Regions from separate parts of the Homo sapiens genome. Here region 1 is linked to region 2. A link is an interaction called in ENCODE POLR2A ChIA-PET data of the cell type or tissue named here. Cell type or tissue: MCF 10A. All regions are shown on one strand.

The links. Peaks named below come from ENCODE experiments on the same cell type or tissue, not always from the same donor. Only the 100,000 strongest peaks of a DNase experiment are listed, where the experiment ranks them.
Region 1: POLR2A ChIA-PET joins it to region 2 with 7 read pairs; 2 of 35 experiments call an interaction of 5 or more read pairs at or near these places.

The regions. Positions count from the first base shown.
Region 1 is chr2:100,036,973-100,041,972 of GRCh38, forward strand. All of the region lies in intron 4 of AFF3 (ALF transcription elongation factor 3), which reads right to left. Among named protein-coding and RNA genes, the nearest start is that of AFF3, 100 kb to the right of the region's middle. In MCF 10A, no CTCF peak of the experiment used is centred here; no DNase peak of the experiment used is centred here.
Region 2 is chr2:99,865,356-99,870,355 of GRCh38, forward strand. The region is part of intron 7 of AFF3 (ALF transcription elongation factor 3); the gene reads right to left. Among named protein-coding and RNA genes, the nearest start is that of AFF3, 270 kb to the right of the region's middle. RefSeq lists an enhancer at 1,959-3,158. In MCF 10A, no CTCF peak of the experiment used is centred here; a DNase peak (open chromatin) is centred at 2,496.

The sequences.
Region 1 (5,000 bases), 170 kb after region 2:
CTCCTGGTGACAGCCAAACAGGTAAAATCCTTCTGGAGGGAAACTTGGCAATATATCAAAAGCGTTCTGAAAGCTCACGTCCTCTAATCAGTAATTCTATTGTTAAAAACTGTTACTAAGAAAATTAACAGCAATGTGTGCAATGATTTCTGCACAAGAATGTTCACCATAGCACATGTTCATGTAACAGCCAAAATATTAGAAGAAAAAAATCTCAAGGTCCAAGAATAAACAAGTTATGGTATATTTATGTAATGTAGTTTACAAATGTGTTTTCAAGAAAAATATGGTATTTAATAATAGATGTTTACAATACTAGTGAAAATGTAAGATTCAAAACTATACAGGGTATGATCTGAACATGTGTGAAAGGCCCAAATAGGAATACACATATTTTATACATACATGTATGGGGGGTATATTTATTTCATATATATTTATTTATTTATATATAAATATATATTTATATTTTATATATTATTTATATATAAATATATATTTATATTTTATATATTATTTATATATAAATATATATTTATATTTTATATATTATTTATATATAAATATATATTTATATTTTATATATTATTTATATATAAATATATATTTATATTTTATATATTATTTATATATAAATATATATTTATATTTTATATATTATTTATATATAAATATATATTTATATTTTATATATTATTTATATATAAATATATATTTATATTTTATATATTATATATTTATATATTATATATATTTATATTAATTTGTGTATAATATATATTATTAAATATAATAAATATATTTATTTTTATATATTATATAAAAATATATAATATATAAAATATATAAAAATTAATCTATATCTATTTACAAATAAACATATATAATATATAAATATATGTGGGTGTGTATATATATATATCAGCGAGAAGGTCAAGGACAGTAGTCTCAACTTCAACCTTGAGTGTTTTTGTGTTTTTAATTTTGTTTTGGAATTATTGGATTTGGATCTCTGCAGACTCTGAAATGACGATGGGTAAAAGAAAACTTTTCAAGGTCAATTATTATTTCAAATTAGAAAACTCTAGGCTTTATTTCTTTGTACCTGGGAAGTCCTCATCAAGCCATTAAGGGAAGAGGAGAGGGTGAAGACACTGCAGCCATCAGTCCCCTGCAATGAAGTCTAAGACAGAAGGATCTGCAGGAGACGCCCAAGGACACCTCAGCTGGGCTGGCACATCTAAGCCCCGCCCGCTTCCCCACCACTCTAAGCGCTAAAGTCGCTGTCTGGTCTTACTCCCGCAGATTAAAACCACATGAGCCACCTGGACCCCAACCCCATTCACTTTGGGATTCCAGCCTTCCAGCAACAATCAAGTTGTCTTATATTTTCCTCAAATTAAAAAAAAAAAAGGGCTCATTTATAAAAAAGAGAAGGGCTGCTCTGATCAAAAAGTGTTTTACAGAAAGACAAAGAGTAAACAATCTCAACCATTTTGTGAGCTAATAACACAAAGAGAGCTTTGATTTTATTTCTCATATATTTTATAAACACAGGAGAGGGTGGGTAAAAGACATCATGTGGCTTGCAGTTGAGGGGACAGAGGCTGGGCACGGGTCCAAAATCTCCCCATGATGTTACCTGTGACACATACATGCACAAAAAGTCTGCCACATAACGAAGCATTTAAATAATTTAATTTGTATCTAAGGGTCATGGGACTATGCAGCATATTTATTTTCTTCTTCTTCTTCTTTTTTTTTTTTTTAGACAGAGCCTCGCTCTTGTTGCCCAGGCTGGAGTGCAATGGCGTTATCTCAGCTCACTGCAACCTCCGCCACCGGGTTCAAGCGATTCTCCTGCCTCAGCCTCCCAAGTAGCTGGGATTACAGGTGCCCACGACCACGCCCGGCTAATTTTTTGTATTTTTAGTAGAGACGGGGTTTCACCATGTTGGCCAGGCTGGTCTTGAACTCCTGACATCAGGTGATCCACCTGCCTTGGCCTCCCAAAGTGCTGAGACTACAGGTGTGACCCACCATGCCCAGCCTATTTTCTTCTTTATAGTTTTTCTACTTTTGAATTTTTCTGAAATTAATTGTTTTACTTTTATAATGAGAAAAAGGTCAGCAGTGTCTAAAATTTTTGTAGTTAAGTGAAATACCAACTTCACTATATCTCTTTCATCCTCAAAAATCTACAATGGCTTCCCCAATAGCTATCTTATCGAATTCACAGTCCTTCAAGTGTTTTCTACCAGACCTGATGTCCAGAATTTTGGCATAACATAAAAGGTCCCCTTGGGCAGCGCACAGTGGCTCTGGCCTATAGACTCAGGGCTTTAGGAGACCTAGACAGGAGGATTGCTTGAGCCTAGGTGGTCGAGATCAACCTGGGCAACACAGTGAGACCCCATCTTTACAAAAATTAAAAAACTAGCCAGGTGTGGTGGCTTGTGCCTCTAGTGTCTGCTACTTGCGAGGCTGAGGCAAGAAGATCACTTGAGCCCAGGAGTCAAGGCTGCAATGAGCTATGATGGCACCACTGCACTCTAGCCTGGAAGGCAAAGGGAGAACTCCTCTCTAAAAAAAAACAAAAAGGCCCTCCCCCATGGCCAATGACCTAGCCTGTCTCCCTTATTAGCTCTACCCGTTAATCTTCTGCGTGGGTCCATATTCTTGATGTCCGGGCTGGCTCCCTAATGGGTCATGTTCCTTTACATCCATATGCCTTCGCTCACTTTCTAACTTTGTTTGAACTTCCTCTTCTCCCCACCACATCCCACTTACTGGCTGGCTCTGGTGAAAGTTCCCCTCCTCTTGGAAACAGTCCCTGAGGTGATTGCCTGTCGCTTCCTCCTTGTTCCAGGCACCTTGTGCTCACATTCAGTACAGACTAATTTTCCATTGTTCTCTCTAGGACAGGAACTCCTCTTTGCTGTCCCCAGCACAGAGCTCAATGACTAGCCTCAGTGGATAAATGTCTGTCAAATTGTGTTTTCATCTTAATCATTCTTTCTTATAAATTTCCAATGCAGATTCACTACCTCAGCCTTGCAATCATCTGCCTCAGCATTAAGAAGGACTGCAAAACCCAGTAACAGCATGTGCCATGCTTCCTCACTGGAATTTCATCAACCTAAATGACCCATACCTTTGCCCCCTTTTCACGACCCTCCACGCTCTTGTCACAAGAAGCCTCCCCTCCCAGTGTTATTAAGTAATATGACGATTATTGCTTACAACCTACCCTGTTAGACTGCAATCTCCTTCATGAAAGAAAATGTGACATATTATCTGGAATTCCATCTCTCCTGAGTCCCTATACAGTGTTCCACCCAAAGAAAGACCTCCAACCCAATGACTGCAGCACTACTTTGCTCCAGGAAAGAGTTCCAACCAGCTGAGATACAATTATTTTACTAATTTGGCCAATATACATCATTGAGTTTCAAACATTCCAAATGTTCCTGGAGACCATCCTCTTCTCAGTTAAGAGGCAGAGGGAAAACAAGATCATGAATCCCTTTTCTAATCATGAGCAATAAGAGAAACAAAAATGTCCTGGTTTTATCAGTTACATCAGAGGACCACCATGAATCCCTGATGAGAGCAGGATGTTGAAGGAGCGACCAGGGCTGATGTCAGGTCGCCTGCCTATGAGAGCAAGGCAGAACCAGGGCTCTGGCACACCTGCTTTGTTCCCCTGCTACCGACAGGCTTGCTATTTCTTTCAAAGATTTTCTCATGGACCATCACAAGTGAAAGCAGTGTTAGAAAACAGCTTCAGGGCTTGGGGAGGCAGCGTTGTTTTAGACTGGCTGGAAAGTCATGCTGAGCAGCAAGAGGACAGATCTCTTTTAGAGGAGACAGCCCCACCTGGCTGCACCCTCCAAGGAGGCCACAGGGCATATCATCCAGGTGGGTCAGGTGGCACTGGGGCTCACAGTCAAGCCATCATCAGGTTACTGCCTCTGTTTCATCACTGTGAAAGTTAAGCCATGATCCAGGTCTCTGGGTCTTCCTGAGCAAGTCAATGCAGAGCCAAAGCCTGTGCACAAATGAATAACCTCACAAGGATGAGAGCTGTGTGTGATTGATGGCTCTACACAAACCATCTCAGCAAAGGAGTTCAGTAAGAGCCTTGTGAGCATATGACACTCTCCAGCTCTACTAAAGTGATAGATGGGTTCACACGGAAGCTACTAAATGGGCCTCATTGCAAAGGCATGGCTTCAACCATAGCTGGACTTCAGGGAGCACAGTGTTTTCAACATATACCTTGGAAAATTCCTCACTCATAAGTAAAGATTACATATGCAGGGGCCCAGTGAATGCTTGCCTAAAAGACAGTGTAATGCTAAGCAAAATAGTCTGTTAATAGGAAAAGAAATATCATGATTTTAATTCTGGAGTGCTAAGTCGCCTAATCTTCAATGTTCTGTGTTCAGATGACAGGCAGGAAGCTGAGCTAGAGTTTATGCTTGTCCAATTAATCAAATAACCTCCATGCCACTTATCCTTGGAACTGGCATTAGAAAAGCCCCCACGTGCCCCCAAATCATATAAATTTCACAGTTTCCTAGTCATTAAATCCAGGTTGGCCTAATGCTGACGTGTCATATTTTGACATGTAGCCACAGGGGATATACAGTCAAAATTAAGAGGAGACCCTGAGCTAAAACTGGCATGCCCTACTCGGAGGAACAATTTATGCCCACACATAGATAAAACTGCATGTATCTTCTCCAAATGATGAATATTAAACTGTTAGAAACATAGGGAGATATAATTCATTGACTCATTTTGCATAAAACATTTCTTTTAGCTTTCAACCAAACATATAGAAGGGATATTTGCATCATCACAAGTACACAGGCTATTATTACATGTAATTACATGCAGACTTTCAATACTACTATCACAATGGTATTTATTGAATAAACCTGCAGCATTAATAAAATCATATTTTCCCTGGCTTTAAACCCTACATGGCTTCC
Region 2 (5,000 bases):
CTCTAGAGACAGAGAGTGGTGAAATAACAAGCCAAAGAATAATTTACATGAGCATGGAAGGTCCTGGCTGTCAAATTGCTTGGGTGAGCCACACAGAGTTCACGTGTTTGACGACAGAATCAGATTCAGAAAGATCTCGGTTAAGCTGGATGGACCAACCCAGCAAAATGAAATGTAATAGAGATAAATGGGTATTATATGTAGGTCCAATGATGAAACTCCAAGAACATATATATGAGTGGCAGCTTAGCAGCCCTGTGTGTCTAAAACTTAGAAGTTATAGTTGGGAGCCATCAAAGAAGCAAGTTGATGAAAAATTAATTTGATTAATAATGTAAAACAAAGAAGGAGACAACCCTGTTTACAGACCAAAGGCTCCAGATGTCATCCATTAGGAAGGTGTTCAAAGAAGAGGAATACAGGAAGTCACTGACAGCATTTATTCCGGGGGTGTGAGAACTCAAGGACATAAAGGCTTACATTTTAAAGGGTTATGATGTGGACAAGAGATTGAAGTTATTCTATAAGCCTATTATGGATAAAATGAGAAGCAATGATGGACACTACAGTTCAATCATTCATTCAACAAATATGTTAAGCTCCTACGATGTGTCAGCCATTGTGCTAGGCAGCCCGATTGGCAGTTAAGGAAAACTTTCGCAATACTCAAGCTTTCCAGAAATAAACAGGGCTACCTTCTGGACACAATTCACACATGGTTGCTGAAGAGAGTAAGGCAAAAGTTGAAATTTCAGTCTTAGACTGGTTGGAAATGGAATGCATGCATCTTAAGCTCCCCACCTCAGAGAGGTTTACAATCATCTGTGAGTTACACTATGTACCTCTCTTTTTCAGTTCTTCCACATTTCAAGAGAGATGCTAACCAACTCCACATGGTGTTCAGTAGAAAGCAGCCAAAGCCAACATTGGCAAATTTAAATTGAAATGAATGGCATTTTAAAGAGAATACTGGGTTTCCCATAGACTCTCCAGGAGACCTGCAAAAATAGGCTTGAAGACCTCATCATCAGAAAAAAAGCCCAGCCATGCACTGCAGAGCTGGTCTGGGACGACGCCTCTGCAGCGAACCATGAGCTCACATCACTGTCAAGGGACGCTGGATGGTGCTACAGGAAAACAGCAGCCTGGAAACCAGAAGAAACTGCCACCATCATCACCCTCCTCACTGGAAGGGATTCCAATCATTCTCCAGGTCTTTGTGTCACCAGCCTCCACAAGAAAGTCTGGTGAGGCTGAATCAGACTGGAAGAGTCTGGGTCACGCTGGGTCATGGCTCTAAGTCCTGGCTTCAAGGCGGGATAAAAAATCAAGCACTGGCGGTCGGGCGTGGTGGCTCACGCTTGTAATTCCAGCACTTTGGGAGGCCGAGGCAGGCGGATCACCTGAGGTCAGGAGTTCGAGACCAGCCTGGCCAACATGGTGAAACCCTATATCTACTAAAAATACAAAATTAGCTGGGTGTGGTGGCACGCACCTCTAATCCCAGCTACTTGGGAGGCTGAGGCAGGAGAATCACTTGAACTGGGGAGGTGGAGGTTGCAGTGAGCTGAGATCACACCACTGCACTCCAGCCTGGGTAACACAGCATAATAATAATAATAATAATAATAATAATAATAATAATAAAAAATAAATAAAATAAAAATAAAAAATAAAAAAAACAAGCACTGGCATTTTCAGTTTCTATAGGTGGGCCCTGCCTCACAAGAAAGGGGATTCTATGAGTACACTAGATGCTGAGTTTCAACACCTTAACAAAGACCAAAAACATTCAACATAAGGTGTAGCCATTCTTCTCCCACTACTCATTTAACAAAGCCCAACACTTGAAGACAAAAGGTGAGAAAATTAAAGTTAGCAACATAACTTCCCTAACTTGATGAATAGCATTTGCTTCGAAGGATCCTTCTTTAGGAAGAATTCTGATGGTCACAGTCACTCACAAATGGGGTTGACATTGACTGGGAATTGTCCCAGTGGGTTTGAGATAAGGCGGCTCTCCCCTGAATGGAACTGACAGGAGGACAAGCTGAGGAGAAACCAGGAGTTTCAGCTTGTATTACGGCAGATGAGTTTTCAGGTCATTCTGCTGGGAAACTAAGTGACCAGGAATAACTTCCTAGTATCACAGGAGTAAGAGAAACCTCCAGCAGTCAAGAAATCCACCACACAGTCTCCCCAAGGCCTATATTTCTATATTAAAAAAAAAAAAAAAAACATAGCTGGCAGCCCCCTTTCTCCAAAAGCCTTGAGAGAAAGTCATTTGATAAGTGAGAACTGCAGGTGTTCGGAATGTTCCTTGCTAATGTCTTGTTCTTTCTCTCCATATCCCCCCAATCCCCGGGAGTGAAAGCAGAGTGGAGTGGAGGGGCTCACCATCTCTTCCATCCATTTCCCTGTGGTTTCCAGAAGACAGTGCTGAGGTCAGAGCCAGGATAACCTCTCTGGCTACACAGTGACGCATCCACTGGGGCATTCCAGACTCTGGGTGACACTTCATTACGCCAGACTTCCTCCAGGAAGTGTGAGCAGGCTAATCACGCCCCTGGGCGAGGCGGGCACGTGGAGGGAGAGATTAGCGTTCCCCCACAGCTGTCAAGCTGGGCCCCTCTCATTAACACCCACGACTCTCTTTCTTTCCTTTTTTTTTTTTTTTAGGTCCTTTGACGGCAGCTCGTGTACTTGAAGTATGTCACTGAAAAACGCACAGATGGGATCTACCAGATCATGAGAATGCTTTCACAGCTTTTGAAAGAGTGCTGGGTTTCTTTCCTTCAGAAGAAAAAAGAAATGCTGTATTCTCAGGTCTACCCATTTTCCACTCTCTTCCTGCTTTAGAAATAAACTATTGCAGAAGCCAATGTAGTAATAACCAACAGGGCAATAACTAAAATCTAGATCTTTTGATTTTTTTTTAATGCTAAAGTAGCTAATTGTATCTGCTAATCATGTCTTCATAGTTCACAGAGAGGGTACAGCATCTGAAATATATTCAACATTAGCTGCAACCTACTGAAATCCAACATCAGGCCGGGAGGGGAGACAGCAGGCCAGGCGAGCGAGTGTCTGACAGATTGTGCCCTGAGGGAAGATGTGTCCCAAAGCAGGAGGAAGTTGCTCAGGGAAGGGATCTTTTATCTTGCTATAAAAGTTCTGGACAAGGGTCTGGGTGCTTTAACATGGAAGCAGTAAGACAATGAGGCCTGGAGGAAGAGGACCAAGAACTGTGAGTCTGTCTCGGATGATCCAGAGGCTTTTTGAGCATTTTAACCAGTATCATCTATGATCCTCTGAACAATATCAAAGAGGAAAAGAGGATAAGGTTACTATTCTCTGGGTGGTCACTGTGTTCTCTTTTGTATGAAGCTGTCTCTTTGTGCATAGAAGAAAAGGAGCTATGCCAAGGCCCAACAGTCCTATTATTTTCTGTTTTAGAGATAGGGTCTCGCTCTGTCACCCAGGCTGGAGTGCAGTGGTTTGATCACGGCTCACTGCAGACTCGACCTTGTGGGCTCAAGCGATCCTCTGGCCTCAGCTTCCTGAGTAGCTGGGACTACTGATGTGCACCACTGTGCATGGCTAACATTTTTATTTTTTGTAGAGATGGTCTCGCTTTGTTGCCCTGGCTGGTCTCGAACTCCTGGCCTCAAGTGATCCCTCTGCCTCTGCCTCTGCCTCCCAAAGTGCTAGGATTACAGGTGTGAGCCACCGTGCCCAGCAAACAGTCCTATTTTTAATATAAGTTCCTAGTTCTGGACTTCCAGGTGGCACCTGCCACACCTACTGCACCCAGTCAGCTTAGGGCTTTCACCAAAAAAATCTGACACCAAGAAAAGCGGGTCCCCAGGAAGCGGTAAACTACAAGAAATGGACGGGATTTGCAATCTTCCCAGAAAATACCCAACAGCATTTATCTGTAAAGACTTTGCTGCTGATAATATTACAGTACTTCTTAAATCTCAGCAAAGGCCTTCCATAAAAAGAAGGCATTCACTCAATAAACATTTACTCAGCACCTTCTATGCCCATGTGTCAGCTGTAGAGCTGGAGGGTGGGGGTGGGAAGAGAGGAGGGAATCTAAGATGATTTGATAGGCTCGCTACTGCATAGAACCCCATCATTTAAAATGCCACTAATACAATCTTGGAAATTATGAAGTTTGGGGACTTCACAGGACTTTGACTGATAAGTAATATTGAAAAATAATTACTCAAACATGCCCATTTATCTCCAGCCCAGTACAGCCACTATTGTGCGTCCTTTCAAGGGACATCAGGGCAGCAGCACAGCTTACCCTGGGGTCCCCCTGGGCACCCCAGCATAAGCAGTGATGTGCTAGACAGCCACCAAAACCAAAGTATAACTACAAAACCTTGTTCCAAAGGGTTCTGGGGGAGATTCAGGGGGAAAAGTTACATATTCTTAAAATTTTGATCACTGGTGGATGCACTCAAAATCCTGCTCTTCTCTGGGAGCGATTTTCATGCTGTTCCTGAAAGCTCAGAAAGAATAGGAAAATTTTATGTTCAGTGATAGATGGGCTAGACAATGGGAAACCTGCACTGAACCAGACACAAAGGACCTAGCAGAGGTGACGCCTGCCAGGGCTGTGCACCTGTGTTTCCTTAACATCTGCTGGGACCCCATTAGTAAGTTTCTATGAAAATGAATTAGACTGTGTGCCTTCTGGTCTTGCGGGTCAGTCTCTTACCTCAACACCAGTGTCTGAACTGAACAGAGCTTGGCAGATTCTGATTCCCCCTCCAACCTCTGCCCCAGCCTTAGCCTCTGCACCATCTTCTTGGCTCTGCTCTGGTGTCAGGAGCAGCAAACAGTGCAGTCTGCAGTTAGCACCTTGTCACTGCTCAGCCATAAGCCCCTAGACGTGACAGAATTACTCCTCTGAGATTGAGGCTGTAGTTGGCTATCTGGACAACCTGCATCAACTTCCTACACCCACAACCCTCTGGACCTAGATT